2 separate regions of the Homo sapiens genome follow, and region 2 is linked to region 1. A link is an interaction called in ENCODE POLR2A ChIA-PET data of the cell type or tissue named here. Cell type or tissue: OCI-LY7. All regions are shown on one strand.

The links. ChIA-PET counts read pairs that join two places held together with the same protein. Peaks named below come from ENCODE experiments on the same cell type or tissue, not always from the same donor. Only the 100,000 strongest peaks of a DNase experiment are listed, where the experiment ranks them.
Region 2: POLR2A ChIA-PET joins it to region 1 with 12 read pairs; 3 of 35 experiments call an interaction of 5 or more read pairs at or near these places.

Annotation. Positions count from the first base shown.
Region 1 is chr13:77,474,412-77,482,411 of GRCh38, reverse strand. No RefSeq gene overlaps it. Among named protein-coding and RNA genes, the nearest start is that of SCEL, 57 kb to the left of the region's middle. RefSeq lists enhancers at 3,304-3,946, 3,947-4,591. In OCI-LY7, CTCF peaks have their summits at 3,611 and 3,814 (motif pointing right); a DNase peak (open chromatin) is centred at 3,841; H3K4me3 peaks cover 1,004 bases; H3K27ac peaks cover 542 bases.
Region 2 is chr13:77,534,150-77,542,149 of GRCh38, reverse strand. SCEL (sciellin) reads right to left here and starts at 6,444. Exons shown (of 33, transcript NM_144777.3): 1 at 6,326-6,444. In OCI-LY7, no CTCF peak of the experiment used is centred here; no DNase peak of the experiment used is centred here.

The DNA.
Region 1 (8,000 bases):
CAACATGGTGAAACCCCATCTCTACTAAGAAAAATACAAAAAAATTAGCCAGGTGTGGTGGCCGGCGCCTGTAGTCCCAGCTACTCGGGAGGCTGAGGCAGGAGAATGGCATGAACCCGGGAGGCAGAGTTTGCAGTGAGTCAAGATTGCACCACTGCACTCCAGCCTGGGCAACAGAGCGAGACTCCATCTCAAAAATAAATAAATAAATAAATAAAAGAAAAGAAAACTAACAGAGAAACAGAAAACCAAATACCACATGTTCTTACTTATAAGTGGGAGCTAAACATTCAACACACATGAGCACAAAAAAAAGAACTATAGACACTGGGGCCTACTTGAGGGTGGAATGTAGTAGAAGGGTAAGGATTAGAAAACCACCTATCAGGTACTATGTTTATTACCTGGATGAGGAAATAATCTGTACACCAAACCCCTGTGACACGCAATTTGCCTATAGAACAAACATGCACACATACCCCTGAACCTAAAATGAAAGTTAAAAAATTAATGTAATTTAAAAATAGAAGATGAATTGAAATATTTTATGAAGATAAAGGACTAGAATAGGATTTGCAAAACTTTGGGAGACATAAAATAACAATTGCAATAATAACAGCTAACATTTAATATGTCAGGAATTATGCTCAGCACTTATATGCATTTTCCTTTCTTACACCAACCATGTGTCGTAATTACAGTTTTCACAGATGAAGAAACTGGGGCATGCAGTGGTTAAGAAATGAAGTCACAGGACAGGTGAGTGATGAAGCTGGGATTTGAATCCCAGGGACACCCATGATTCTCTGACTCAAGAGCCTGTGAACTAGGTAATACTACATTCTCCTCCAAAATTGTGCCAGCTCCAGTGTCACAAGCAACCCAGTACCTATGGTCACCCATTGTCTCACCGTTCCTCAGAGTGGATATCCATCTGTCCTTTCTACTCACATGACTCTACCATTTTCATGACATGACTTCCCTATCTCCCAGCTGCTCTTTTAATCTATTTCATCTTTGCTTCTCTCTGCTATTGCGTCTCTGTTCCTCCTGCTTTCTACTCCTCTCTCTCTGTGTCTCACATTCATGCTCTCCAACAGAGCGCCTCATTGTGTTAGAGTAACCATCTGTAGCCACCATTCATTGGTTTGGGCTATCCAGCACCCAACTCCTGTTGACATTCCAATTTCCTTTTGGAGGAATCTCCAACTACGTAGATGTAGAAATGGAATCCACATTCCACACAGTAGCCAATGGGCCAACGCTCTCTCTTCCTGCCCAGCCCAGCTATGGAACACACATGTCACTTGGCCTCTTCCTATCAGACAAGTGTAGAGACAGCTCTGGGCCACCCCATTGAAGAAGAAGCAGCAGAGGCCGTAAGCTGAACCTGTTGCTCCTCAGATGTAACGTTTGCTGTGCTCCCATGCACAGCCCCAAAGCACTTCGGTTTCTGTCTCTTTTCAAAGCAAGGTCCTCCAAGCTCCTGTAGATATGTGAGACACAGATATCCTTCTAGGGAATCCCGCGTTGAGGTTAAATTTGCCAGAATTATTTTCTATTGCTTGCAAACAGGAACCCAAACAGAACTCAGGCATTAATGTAGTTTTGGCTGTCATATCTGAGCTGCTTCGGCTGCCACCCGTATCCATAATCCAATCCAATGAGGCCAGGGTAGCAGGACCACATGACCAAAATCATCACAGCTTCTGTTCAAGGGGCCATTTGTGGCCTCTGTATTCTGGAGGGAACTGGGGGCTGTTATTTGGACTCTCAGAACTTAAATCAATACCCTGGGAGAAACTGAGTCATGTTTATATGTCGAGGGGATTAAGCCAGGGACCAATGGGAGATGAAAGATACATGAGAGAGAAGAGACAAGGATGCAGCAAGGGCTCTGAGGAAATGGGAGCGAGGTGGAGAGACTGGTCTCAGAAAATAAGAGAAAAAAATAAAAGAGGAGTCTTTTTGCTCTACCCCACCCACTCCTGAGAAAGGAGGTAAGGGCAAGATTGCAAAGTTAAGTATGCTTACTGAATAGAAGGAACTTGAAGGAGTTATTGTAAATAGATCCTGCTTCCTCCGTGAGGTAAGAGACAAGGGCATCTGCTGACAGTGAATGTAGGGAGTCAGGAGTGGGGGAGGGGGAGGACTTGCAGAGATGGATGAAAACTTGGAAAAGCCACAGTTAGAAACGGGAGGGAACCTACTGGGAACTGGCAATCAAGCTGCACTGAAGCAACTGTCTTTTATTTGCATTTGCTAATAGCAATTAGCCACTTTTTGAACAAAGACCCAGACAAAGGGAGACACAAACCTTCCCTGAAATTGTTCAGTGAAAAAATCAGGGACTTGCAAACTCTAGCAAATTTCACAGAAGAACCTTTAACCTAACTTTTCAATTTTGCAATTGTACAGCTCTGGAACATTTCAGAGGGATTTCCTTCGCTGTCCAGAAGGAAAATATTATTGAACTAAAAAAAGTTTGAGACAATAGAAATTTGTTAAGAAATCTGGATTTTGTCTGATTCAGTTCTTTTTGACATTAAGAGGTTGATCTACTTTGTATAGAAGAGTGTTAAAGAAAACGTAGACAAAAGGCATTTAGGACCCTTATAGAAGTATTAAGTAGTGATACATGAAAACATTTATTTACAGTGGGCTTTGTTTTCATTGATTAAAAAAAAAAGGAACCACCAAAACTGTTCTTGCTAGAATTCAAAAAGACAATGAAAAGCTCATCTCCATAGTCTCTGAGGAATAAAATAGCTTGGGTGTGGTTATGTTTGGTGATTTAGCATGCTGAGTTAATTATTTTTCTTTTCTTTTCTTGAGACAGGGTCTCTCTCTGTTGCCCAGGCTGGAGTGCAGTGGCACCATCACAGCTCACTGTAACCTTGAACTCCTGGGCTCAAATGATCCACCCATCTCAGCCTCCCGAGTAGCTGGGACTACAGGCACATGCACCACCAAGTTTGACTTTTTCTGGGGAGGGGGGATGAGTGTCTTACTAGGTTTCCCAGGCTAGTCTGGAACTCCAGGGCTCAAGCGATTTTCCTGCCTTGGCTTCCCAAAGCACTGGGATTACAGGTGTGAGCCACTGCGCCTGGCCATTAAATTAATTCTTAAAAAAATGTCCTCCCTCTGGTTTTGGCAAGCAACTGAACTGAACTGAGACATAAATCTGTAGTCTTCGTTTTAGATTGCAGTTGAATTCATGAAGTAAAAATGTGCTTCTGACATGGTATTTTAAAAAAATGAACAACTGCTCTGTCTCAGCTGGCATGTCCTAAAAGAAGACAGCATCTGGATAAAATTCAACATAGAATTTTAGCTTTTGTGGCATTTTGAATAAAAACAGTTGGCCAAACAACTACCTATTTAAATTATTGAAAGCTGATGATTACAAATAATACTTCTGGCTGATAATTAGAGTGGAAGTAGAAATCATTCAGAATGCTATGAGGTTGGACAGGATTCCAGAATTAGTTTTCCCTTAAATAGAGTGTTGCAGACAAAAGCAGTTTGGTCTTCAAAGAGCGAGTATTCTTAAACCATTGCATTCACCAATGGGGGCTATGAAGATGTGGGTTAATTTACTTAACACTTCAGAGGTTTGGAGTTTTCAGACAGCCGCAAAGATGAGGCCAAATCGAGATTAAAATTGCTCATTCTTCTCTTGTTCTTTTCAAACACAATAACATCACGTTCTTAGAAGATGACTTGCCATACAGAGCTTTTTATTTGAGACCCAACACGGTAAAGAAACAAGGATACAATCCTCTTTGTAAAACAAAATGTAATTGAAAACAGCCACTAGAGGGCAGTGAAAATACTGGGGATGTTGCAATGCAAGTCCTTTGATCAGAACCTTAAAATGAAAGCTGTTTTGCAGGATTTTGAAAGCATTTGATTGTTTAGCAAATGAGAGACCTGAGGGGTGGGGGTGGGGGTAGAAGCAAGAGAAGAAAGTATCTTCTTGATCATATTAATGTAACATTAATGAAAGACAGCACTACCACGTCTGGCCCGAGCCTTCAGGACGACAGTTGTAGGACAGTGATTCAGCACAGATGATGTAATGAGGTCAGTCCCCCAATTCACTCTGTAATTTAACCCTGCCTACAATAGATCAAGGAGGCTGGGCAACCGTAACACAACAAAACACAAATCATTGGCATTCGACCTTACAGAACATTCAAAAGCAACAGTATTGGTAGGTTGTTTGCTGAGTGTGTGTGTGTGTGTGTGTGTGTGTGTGTGTGTGTCTGTTTAATGCAAGCAATGTCTTTTTAAAAGATTGTGAAGTCAGAATTATTACTTTAAAAAAAAATTCCCACAGCTCCATTTAACCCACGCTATTTGTGGGAGGTGAGAAAGAAATGACTCACATGATCGCTAAAATGCTTGTGAAAATGCAGATAAAATGGTGACAGACATTGAAACATTCAGCTCTGATTCTTTAAAAATCCTTGCAAAAAGAGAATTGGGCTGGAGGTAGGGAGGGTACAATCAAGAATTAATTCTAAGCACTCTGCAGAATCTTAGACCTTAAAGCTAGAAAGCATTTTAAGGTCCTCTGCATCATACAATATTTTCCATATTTCCAGCCTATAATTTTGCTTTTAGCCATTTCAAAGTAGAAAAATCTCTATACTGTGCTAGTACATCAAGAAGCAGTTCTCAAATCAGCTACCACTGAATTGACTATGGAAATGTGGCTGTAGATACAATTTGCAATTGTCAAAAGCAACCAAAGAATCTTTAGGGACTCTAGGCATAGGTGTAGTGAATAAGCACAGAAGTCATAGCCAACCCACTTTTATTTTCTAAAGCAGAGAACTCTGGCAACCAGTGTTGTGAGTTCCGTGGATGGCATGCTGGCTCCTTGAAGGAAAAGGCTCTTAGACACACTCAAGCTTGAACACACTCAAGCTTGAACGATGATGAGAAATAACCATATCCTTATTCTTCAGAGTAAAATGATTCATCCTAACTTGTTGACAGTAAAGAGAAAAAGTGTGATTCTTAGGTCCATGACAGTTTCTCCAATCATCTATCTAAAACATAGCTGCGATTGATTTATTGAACATATTTACTCATATATTTTTGTCAATAAGTACATATTTTTCATATAGGCACACAGAAAAGCAAATCATATGATCTACTGTAAGAATCCGATGAGGATTTTTGTGACCACATTTTATTCTAACCTCTTTTCTAATAATCTGTGTGACCCTGGATTTGCCTTTTTCCCCCACTTCCATACAAGATTTGCATGGAAGCAGTAGAATCAGACAAGCCTAAAATATTTGGCCACTTGGATTCACTGGGGTCATTCTACTTACTGTAAGAGACAAGAGAACCCGAATTAGCAATTCTAATATTCCTGAAGAAGTCTTCATAAGCTATAATGGTTCTGAGTACCAAAGAGGTTTTGTATACCTGGTCCAGTTACTGCAGGGAAAGAACCTAGACTATACTATCTTACTTCCAGGACACATTGTAAAATAAATCAGTCATATGCAAGGGTAAAAGTTCTGATTCTAAAGTGCCTGCAAGTCTGGGATGCTTTGGGGCCCTGTCAAAATGTGCAGTGGAATAGATTCTAGGAATTTCTCTCTGAAGCTTCCTTACTCTTCCCAGAAGAGAGATGTGTACCCTCATGGTTTCTAACTACCTTACAGATGGCCCTGACCATTTCATATTATAATTATTGTACATTCCTAAAGAGTGTGGTCATGTTACATAGGTAGCTAGTCAGGCATGAGCAGAGCAGGAGAGGGCTCCCCACCTACCAACCAGTAATGTCAGGTGATCATTAGGTGATGGTCAGGTGGTTGTTAACTGTCTCTCTAAAATAATAATTGGTTGCAGCCAGTGCCAGGGAAAGGCAGTCTTCCAATATAAAGAAAAAACCTGGAACTGGTGATCAGTAGCTTCTCAGTAAGATCTCAGGGGCTGGGTAAGTGGGCTCAAGCATGTGCATTAAGAAGCAAAATGGTGGAGTTTAACTGGTATATGACCCTCTAGGGTTCTAGGGGCAATCAACTGCTAAGGGAAGAATGCCTCAAGTAAGCATGCATATAACTCCAGTAAACACACCGTGCATGCTCACCTCCCAAGCGCTAGCAGGCCACTGCGCATGCCAACAGCCTTCCCTAAGGGAAGAATCATGTGAGAAGGGACACAAGACGCTGGAAGTGTGCCAACATATAAAAACCTAAGTCAAAAGTCAACCACACGCTTGATCTCTCATGTTGCCCACTTGGCTCTCTTCCAAGTGTCCTTTACTTTCTTTTGTTTCTCCTCTAAAGCTTTTTAATAAACTTTCACTCCTGCTCTAAAACTTACCTCAGGCCGGGCGCGGTGGCTCATGCCTGTAATCCCAGTGAGAGGTAACAGCATGCTGGCAGCCCTCACAGCCCTTGCTCGCTCTTGGCGCCTCCTCAGCCTTGGCGCCCACTCTGGCCGCGCTTGAGGAGCCCTTCAACCCGCTGCTGCACTGTGGGAGCCACTTTCTGGGCTGGCCAAGGCCGGAGGCGGCTCCCTCAGCTTGCCGGGAGGTGTGGAGGGAAAGGTGGGGGCGGGAACCGGGGCTGCACGCGGTGCTTGTGGGCCAGCGCGAGTTCCGGGTGGGCGTGGGCTCGGGAGGCCCTGCACTCGGAGCTGCCCGCCGGCCAGCGGGCCGGGGCAGTGAGAGGCTTAGCACCTGGGCCAGTAGCTGCTGTGCTGAATTTCTCGCCGGGCCTTAGATGCCTTCCCGCCGGGCAGGGCTGGAGACCTGCAGCCCGCCGCCATGCCTGAGCCTCCCCCGCACTTCGTGGGCTCCTGCGCGGCCCGAGCCTCCCCGAGGAGCGCCGCCCCCTGTTCCACAGCGCCCAGTCCCATCCACCACCCAAGGGCTGAGGAGTGCCGGCGCACGGCCTGGGACTGATAGGCAGCTCCACATGCGGCCCCTGTGCGGGATCCACTGGGTGAAGCCAGCCGGGCTCCTGAGTCTGGTGGGGACTTGGAGAACCTTTATGTCTAGATAAGGGATTGTAAATACACCAATCAGTACCCTGTGTCTAGCTCAGGGTTTGTGAAGGCACCAGTCCACACTCTGTATCTAGCTACCCTGGTGGGGACTTGGAGAACCTTTATGTCCAGCTAAGGGATTGTAAATACACCAATTGGCACTCTGTATCTAGCTCAAGGTTTGTAAACACACCAATCAGCACCCTGTGTCTAGCTCAGGGTTTGTGAATGCACCAATCGACACTCTGTATCTAGCTACTCTGGTGGGGACTTTGAGAACCTTTGTGTGGGCACTCTGTATCTAGCTAATTTAGTGGGGACGTGGAGAACTTTTGCGTCTAGCTCAGGGATTGTAAACGCACCAATCAGCATCCTGTCAAAACGGACCAATCAGCTCTCTGTAAAATGGACCAATCAGCTCTCTGTAAAATGGACCAATCAGCAGGATGTGGGTGGGGCCAGATAAGAGAATAAAAGCAGGCTGCTTGTGCCACTAGTGGCAACCCGCTGGGGTGCACTTCCATGCTGTGGAAACTGTGTTCTTTTGGTCTTTGCAATAAATTTTGCTGCTGCTCACTCTTTGAGTCCACACTGCCTCTACGAGCTGCAACACTCACGGCGAAGGTCTGCAGCTTCACTCCTGAAGCCAGGGAGACCACGAACCCACCAGGAGGAATGAGCAACTCCAGACGCGCTGCCTTAAGAGTTGTAACACTCACTGTGAAGGTTTGCAGCTTCATTCCTGAGCCAGTGAGACCAGGAACCCACCAAAAGGAAGAAACTCTGAACACATCTGAACATCAGAAGGAACAAACTCTGGATACGCCACCTTTAAGAACTGTAACACTCACCCCAAGGGTCCACGGCTTCATTCTTGAAGTCAGTGAGACCAAGAACCCACCAATTCCGGACACACCAGCACTTTGGGAGGCTGAGGCGGGTGGATCATGAGGTCAGGAGTTCGAGACCATCCTGGCTAA
Region 2 (8,000 bases), 60 kb before region 1:
ATACACAACCCTCACCAGCTCTTTTTCTTACAGCCCATCTTTTCTGCAGAATGATAACAGCAAGCTTTAACATGAATAGTGGCCTATAATTATTTCATTTTACAAAAAACACTGGTCTAATATTCATTAATAAAAAAGCTATCCAATAAAAGTTATCTATCACCTGAGCCCCATCAGGGGCTATTTTCAGTTCTAGCTGAAAATACAAGTTAAATGAGTAAAAACTCAAATTTTGACCACAGACTATGAGCCAAAACCCTGTTAGTTATCTTAAATACTTTACTGTATTTCATATTCACAAAAGCTCTGTCATGTAGCTGTTCTGTATCCCAATTTTACACAACATAAATCTTTCTCACTATATTTAGAACATATGTGGAAATACAAGAAAGCATATATAAAATGTGGAAAATACAAGAAAGCATAAAGAAAGGAAAAAAAAATCAGACACCTTTAATCAATCACTGTAATTTTCTTCCAGGGTTTTTCTTTGCCCATTTAGAGCCTACTGATATGCATTTTCCAATGCCATTTAAGAATATTTAAATATTTATTTTGCAGCTACAAAATATCTCATTTTATTTATCAATGTAACATCATTCCTCTGTTGTTTCTAAAAAACCATACAAAAGTCTTTCACCAAGTATCTGATTATTTTCTTTGAATGAATCCGAGAAGTGAAATTACTTGCCAAGATGTATAATTTCTAAAATATTCTTGATCCCTATTGTCGAGTTTCTTTCCGTAAATCTTATAGTAGTTTATCATCCACCAGCAACATATGAGTGTTCACTCATTTGCCAGCATTTAGAATTATCATTCATTAATCTTTTTAATAATATAATAGGTGAAAGTAGAATCATTTTGTTTTACTCGCATATTTTTCTTCACTTTACAGGGCATTTTCTTTCTTATTTTATAAATTATCCATTGACAATTATTATATATTTCTTACTGATTTCTCATTTTCTTTATATGTCAGGAACATTCATCTTTACTAGTTTTTCATTTAGCTTCTAATTATAAATTTTGTATCAGAAGCTTTTGATTTTGCATTCCCTATTTTTCCCTTTATAATTTCTTCCACTTTCACTCTTTAAAAGCCATCTTTGTAGACCATCCATCAATCTTCTTTCTGACCTTGAAATCCAAGCAATCGTCAAGTCCTATAATTCAACATCTCTTGTGTATCTTTCTATTTGCAAGACACCAATTCAAACTACCATAATCTCCTGACTATTCCAACGGCTTCCCAGCTACATTCTCAATCTCCAGACTTCCTCACTTAATCCACTCTCCTCCTCACTGGTGCCAAAGTAGTCATCACCTACTTAAAGTCGTTCAAGGGTGTTCCCTTTCTGTCAGGATAAAATCGAACTGATAACAAGGCTGACAAGGCCATACCCTCCAGCCTCATTTCCCCCAACTCCCCACTTCCCACTCACACTCTGGCTTCAGCCACAGCAACTCCTTCCAGTGCCTGGGGCTCCATCCTTTTCATCACCTGTGAGCTATTGCTTATTCTATCTATGCCTGAAACACTCTTCTTCCTGAACTTCCCTCAACCCCTCATTTTCCTTCAGGAAAGACTTCCATTCACCTTCCAGATCACACATTCTATATCCTCCAGGAATCACTCTGTGATACCATCGCCACTTGCCCCACTCCTTCCTCCCCAGGCTGAGTTATGAGCCCTACTATGTGTTCAAATAGCAAAGAGTTTCCATAACATCACCTAAGACTGTGTGTATGGCTGAATAATCTTCCCCCACCCCCAACCCACAAGTATACACACATACTCACACCCGCACACATTCACACATTGTACATCTTAAGAGCAGTGGCCAAGCCCATCTTCTCCACAGCTGATTTTCAAAACTTATCACAGTACCTGGTACATAATCAGTTCTAGAGGAATATTTGTTGAACAAACATGAGGTTAACTAAATATTTATTTTTCTTTTAATTTTTACAATATATTTTGTTGTTTTATGTAATCTCTCTAATCCATGTGGATTTACTTTGGTAATGGGAGAATAAATCCCTTTCTCGTTGATATATGATACGTCCTTTGTCACACTTTAAATTCTTACATATTCTTAAATGTGCTTTGTGGCTATCCGTTTTCCTCAAGAAAACTGTCTTTAGTTTCTTACAATAAAAACAAGCTACTTTTATTATTGTGTTTTTCTGATACATACATTTTTAATATCTAGTAGCACAGCACCCTTCATTAACTTCCTTTTTAGAAATTCTATCAGCTATTCTCATTTATTCCTTTCTTTCAGATAACTTTAAAATTATTGTCTAAGTTTCAGCCAGGCGCAGTGGCTCACGCCTGTAATCCCAGCACTTTGGGAGGCAGAGGCGGGCAGACCACGTGATCAGGAGATCGAGACCATCCTGGCTAACACTGTGAAACCTCATCTCTACTAAAAATACAAAAAATCAGCTGGGCGTGGTGGTGGGCGCCTGTAGTCCCAGCTATTCGGGAGGCTGAGGCAGAATGATGTGAACCCGGGAGGCGGAGCTTGCAGTGAGCCGAGATAGAGCCACTGCAGTCCAGCCTGGGTGAAAGAGCGAGACTCTGTCTCAAAAAAAAAAAAAATTATTTTCTAAGTTTCCAAGATAAATATTCTATTGGAACTTTTGACTAAAATTGCATAGATTCTATAAAAAGAGTTTGGGAAGAACTGACATTTAAGGTCCGCTTTCACCTTTATGTCTTACTATAAAATGTTGTTATTTTTTAAATCTAGATTTTAAATTTTTCTTGTAGAGATTTTTTCTAGATTTTTATATTTTTGTGCTATTGTGAGTCATATTTTATACATATATGTCCCATTATGTAATATGCTATGTATATTATAAAATATGTATATAATATATAATTACATAATTTTATATGTCTATTAATTATTCATCAAGAATCCTAATTTTTCTTTTTATCTGCTGGTGCTGTGAGTTAGGCATACTCATACATGTCACCGTTTGTCCACATGGAATCATGGTTCAAATTCAAGTCTATCTAGATTTCAGCTCACTGCATGCATTTGTATATAAATTTCTTTTAAACTTTTACACACAGCATCTCTAATGACAAAAGAGGGAACCCTGGGGAGAACTGGGGAGAGGGCAGGGCAATAGGGATAGTTTTCTCCAAAGCTTTTTAACTAAAATTAGCTCTCCATACAGACATGTGCCATGCTTATTTCATAATTTTATTGCATTTTCTAGAACATTGACACAGTCTCCTGGGATGTATATATCTCAGTTTGGAAAATATGGCTTATAGTTCACTGTCTTTCCCCAGGAGGCTTCATATGAAGGATACGTAATCACATTTTAGAGTCAGGGAAACTTGGGTCTACAGACAAAGAATAAATTATTCAGATTTTTAGAGCTATCAAGTATACTATTACAAGGAGGATTCAGGATGATCAGTTCTTGTATCTAGAAGTAAACCAGTTGTCATTGAATAGGTAGCTATAAAATTCACTGTTCCAATTAAGTATCACAATAAAAGGATGACTCATGTCCTTAAAAAATTTAGTAATCGACATGAAATGAAAGTCTAGTACGTGTAGCTGTCATTTGGCAAAGCATCCATGTGAGGAAGAGCTTCTCCCGAGCTTCAAAATCACAAGTTCATGGAAAAAAATCACAGTTTACCATTTGTACAATGGTAAGCTGGAAACACTTAAGGAATATAACTGATAAAGACTTTTGATTAAGGCCGGGCGCATTGGCTATGCCTGTAATCCCAGCACTTTGGGAGACCAAGGCGGGTACATCACTTGAGGTCAGGAGTTCAAGACCAGCCTGGCCAACATGGTGAAACCCCGTCTATACTAAAAATAGAAAAATTAGTCGGGTGTGGTGGTGCACACGTGTACTCCCAGCTACTCAGGAAGCTGAGGCAGGAGAATCGCTGGAACATGGGAGGCGGAGGCTGCAGTAACCCGAGATTGTGCCATCGCACTCCAGACTGGGGAAAAGAGCGAGACTCCATTTAAAAAAAAAAAAAAAAAAAAGACTTTTGATTCAGAAGTGAGCTTTGAACAACTCCAGCTATGTATGCAGCAATTAATACCTAAAATCTTTATTTCAAAGTACCCAGCCAAAGAAAATGGAAAATGATCAACAAATGGTCTAGAAGCAGGACAATGACAGAAAGCGAAGCCATATGGAACCAATAAAGATTTCCCTTGGACTGCAAGGCCAAAGATTTTATCCCCTCACTCTTAAGAAATGCTGGGAGTTGATGCCTGAACCGTATAAGATACTCTCAGTTAAACAATGTTTGCTTAATTTGACGGCTTCGTGAATTGTGTTCAGTTCATTCCACAGTATGAGCTCAGTCATTCAAAATTTGTTTTGTTTACATAGTCCCCAGGAATATGAACCTCTCAGGTATTTCATCATAATTCTGGTAGTCTGAGAAGGCAGTCAGGTAAGCATCACCTACAGAATGGCATTCGAGGCAAGGGTGTTCTGATTGTACAGACCACAGCTAACACACATACATCAGATCCCCTCCCTGCTGAGGGGCTACTGGCTCCTGAGATGAAAATCTCATAAATATAATAAACGGCAACACTGATTCCATAAGCCACAAGTTGGAAAACGTATTCTATTATGTCTTAGTCATACCATACACACTATAATATTTCCACATGTGCTGGGTAACCACAGTCTGTGATGGAGTGTGGCTCATTTATTGCTACTACATATTTTATGATAAAAAGCATTTGAAAAAATATTGAGAAAATTCAGTAAGACAAAAGACAAGCAATCTGGCATCGTGCTCTGGTTCTGCTACTCTGATCTTCACAAGTTGCTTAACATTTATGCTTTGATTTTCTCAACTAGAAAATTCAGGCATTAGACTAGATGGGCCTATGCTCCGTTTCAGTTGAAATATTCTGTCAATTAGATCTAAGATTTATACGACGCTAACATTCCAATAAAAATTCTGGCCTGTTGTTGGCATTCTATGCATATCCCGACATTTAGGATCATCTGAATGTTTTACTAAAATTTTTACTGTTGTCATTTCTCAGTTTTCTCAAATTGATGTTTCCAATACTTTAAACACTGGAGCACCACATATATTAGGAAGGCTTTATCTACGTTATAAACTATGGAAGTGAAAGACAGTTTTAAATGTAATCACATTTTATGAAAAATAAAATTATCCACACTTGCTACACTTTAGTTTTCTGGTTACTATAAACACTTGAAAGCCAAGTTGTAAAATTCTTCTGTAAACCTTTGGGAAATGAGCACTGGTGTGTCTAACCCCCTCTCAGACTGCAGGTGACCTTGTCAGCAATAGGAAGCCATGAGAACTCAAGTACTACAGATAGAGCCAGGTATGCTGTGGGGGCACCTCTCTGGAGGACACAGAGCTGCAATTTGCAAGCTGTGAGTGGCCCCTGCATTTGAATCCCACAGCTCTGTATCATAAATAGAAATGATGAGAAAAAACACAAGTCAGCTTAGCTATTAATTATAAAAGAAAGCTCTGTTAAAAGAACTCTTCTAGCCTTATCAAAAGTCTCCCAAAACTGGTTTTTCAGGACTAGGCTATGAATAAAGTTTGAAAATTGCCCCCATATACATTAATCACTCCTTAGGTTAGAATGCAGAATATACCATAGAGAAGTTGGCCAGATGCCCACAGATCCCTGTGAGGAACCATGTACCCTTATTCTGCTCCCACACCCTGCCTTTACTCCTTGGTACTTTCAAGTGAGAAATGGTGATTTTCTTATTTGGGGAAGATAGGGTGGAGACAAAAACCTCATAAATATAAACCTCTCTCTCTCTCATAGCTCAGCAACTTGCAATATTTTTAGCAGTAGAGAAAAAAATAAATATGACTTATTAACTATAAAGCAATATTTGAGTTCACTATTTCACTAAAAGCATCATTTATGAAAACAGAAAGATCCTTTAAAAAATGTTTGTATAGTCGCTTGAGAAAATAAACCAGCAGGTGCTGGTCCCTTCACTTAAAGAATTTATTATCCTTTGTGTGGCAGGATTCACCAGCTGACAGCTCCCACCCAGAAAATCAAATAGGTGCTCGTTTCTGTGATGCCCATAACGTGTAAAATTGCCAAGAAGTTCAATGCAATGTGACCTAAAAGTACAGCAAGGAAGAGCAGAGCTAACAGCCAGCTGGAGGCTGTCAAAATTTACAGGAAGAAAAGACAAAGATAATACAGTAAGTTCTAATTTTAATCATTTGTAAGGAACACAGAGAAAGCTGTGCACATACAGCAGATGTATTTCTGTTTGCAAGTATAATTCAACTTACCTCTATTGAGCAGAAAATCAGGACTTTTTGGCTAACCAGCCTGTAGTGATTCCCTGGGAGGATCTGGCTGAAAGAAATGGGAACCTAGAGTTTATTCAGTGGAGTCTCAACCTCTACCTGACTGTATTAGTGAACAGTTCAGAGGTTTCTTGCTCAGCGGCTGAGTCACTCAGGGAGGAGGTGTGTGGTATGCAACAGGGTGTCACCTTGTACAAATACCAGTTCAATTAAAGCATTCTCACTCATATACCTACTGTCTTTGTTTGAATTCTTTGTTTAACTTATGGCCTTATGCAAAAAAAAAAAAAACATATATATATATATGCTCCTGTGATCACCCTTTTAACTGATATCAACAGTATGCACAACCATATCACTGACAAGGTGGCATAGGACCCAACCTATTTTGTATTCTCTTTCAAAAAATAAAATTGAAAACTCAAGATAGAAGGAACCCCCATACACCCATAGTACCTGGAAGGCAGGGGCACAGACAAGCATGCAAGGAGTATATGGCTTAAAGGAATCTTCAAGACAAACAAATTCTCAGAAACCCAGGAACCCTAGGATTAGAAAACACAAAAGAAGTCTGTTCCACACATTCTACACCTAGACTATTTTGTAAAACTATCAGAGGGAAAATACACCTAGCATGTAAGAATTCTAATCTCTATCTTATTTATCCATGTATAAAAAAATGTGAAAAGGGGCCAGGCGTGGTGGCTCACATCTGTAATCCCAGGACTTTGGGCGGTGGAAGCAGGCGGATCACCTGAGGTCAGCAGTTCAAGATCAGCCTGGCCAACATGGTAAAACCTGATCTCTACTAAAAATATAAAAATTAGCTGGGCGTGATGGCACACACCTGTAACCCCAGCTATATTAAATAACTATAACACACCATGATAAAGTCATATACAGAAATTTTCAATGCCAGGCATCGCATAGTGGAGAGAAGGAAGAACCTGGAAGGTGATGTTGATGCAGAGTTTTAAAGTCTGAGTGGACAATGATTAGATGGTCAAGAAGAAGAAGAACCATTCATCCACTCTGGCAGGAGGAGGCAGGAGAATCACTTGAACCAGGGAAGTGGAGGTTACAGTGAGCCAAGATCACACCACTGCACTCTAGCCTAGGCAACAGAGTGAGACTGTCTCAGAAAAAAAAAAAAAATGTGAAAAGGATGGTTGAAACTTCTTTCAATGCTGAGGGCAGCAGTAGACCCAACATCAAAGGCTGCTTCTGGCCAGTTGCAGTGGCTTTCACTTGCACTTTGGGAGGCCAAGGTGGGAGGATCACTTGAGCCAAGAAGTTCGAGACAAACTGGGCAACACAGTAAGAGAAGATCTCATCTCTACTAAAAATAAAAAAATCAGCTGGGTGTGGTAGTGCATGTCTTTGGTCCCAGTTACTCAGGAGGCTGAGGCAAAGAGAGTCTCTTGAGCATGGGAGGACCAAGCCACAGTGAGCTGTGATCACACCACCGCATTCCAGTATGGGTGACAGAGTGAGACCCTATCTCAAAAAACAAAACAAACAGACAAAAAAAACAAAAAAAACCCAACAAAAAACAAAGGCTGCTTCCGCTGGGAGGAAGGAGTAACACTGAAGAGCCATTCTAGGCGGGGACTCCTGTTACAGGTTTTGAAACACACCTTCCCTAAGAGCCAAAGAG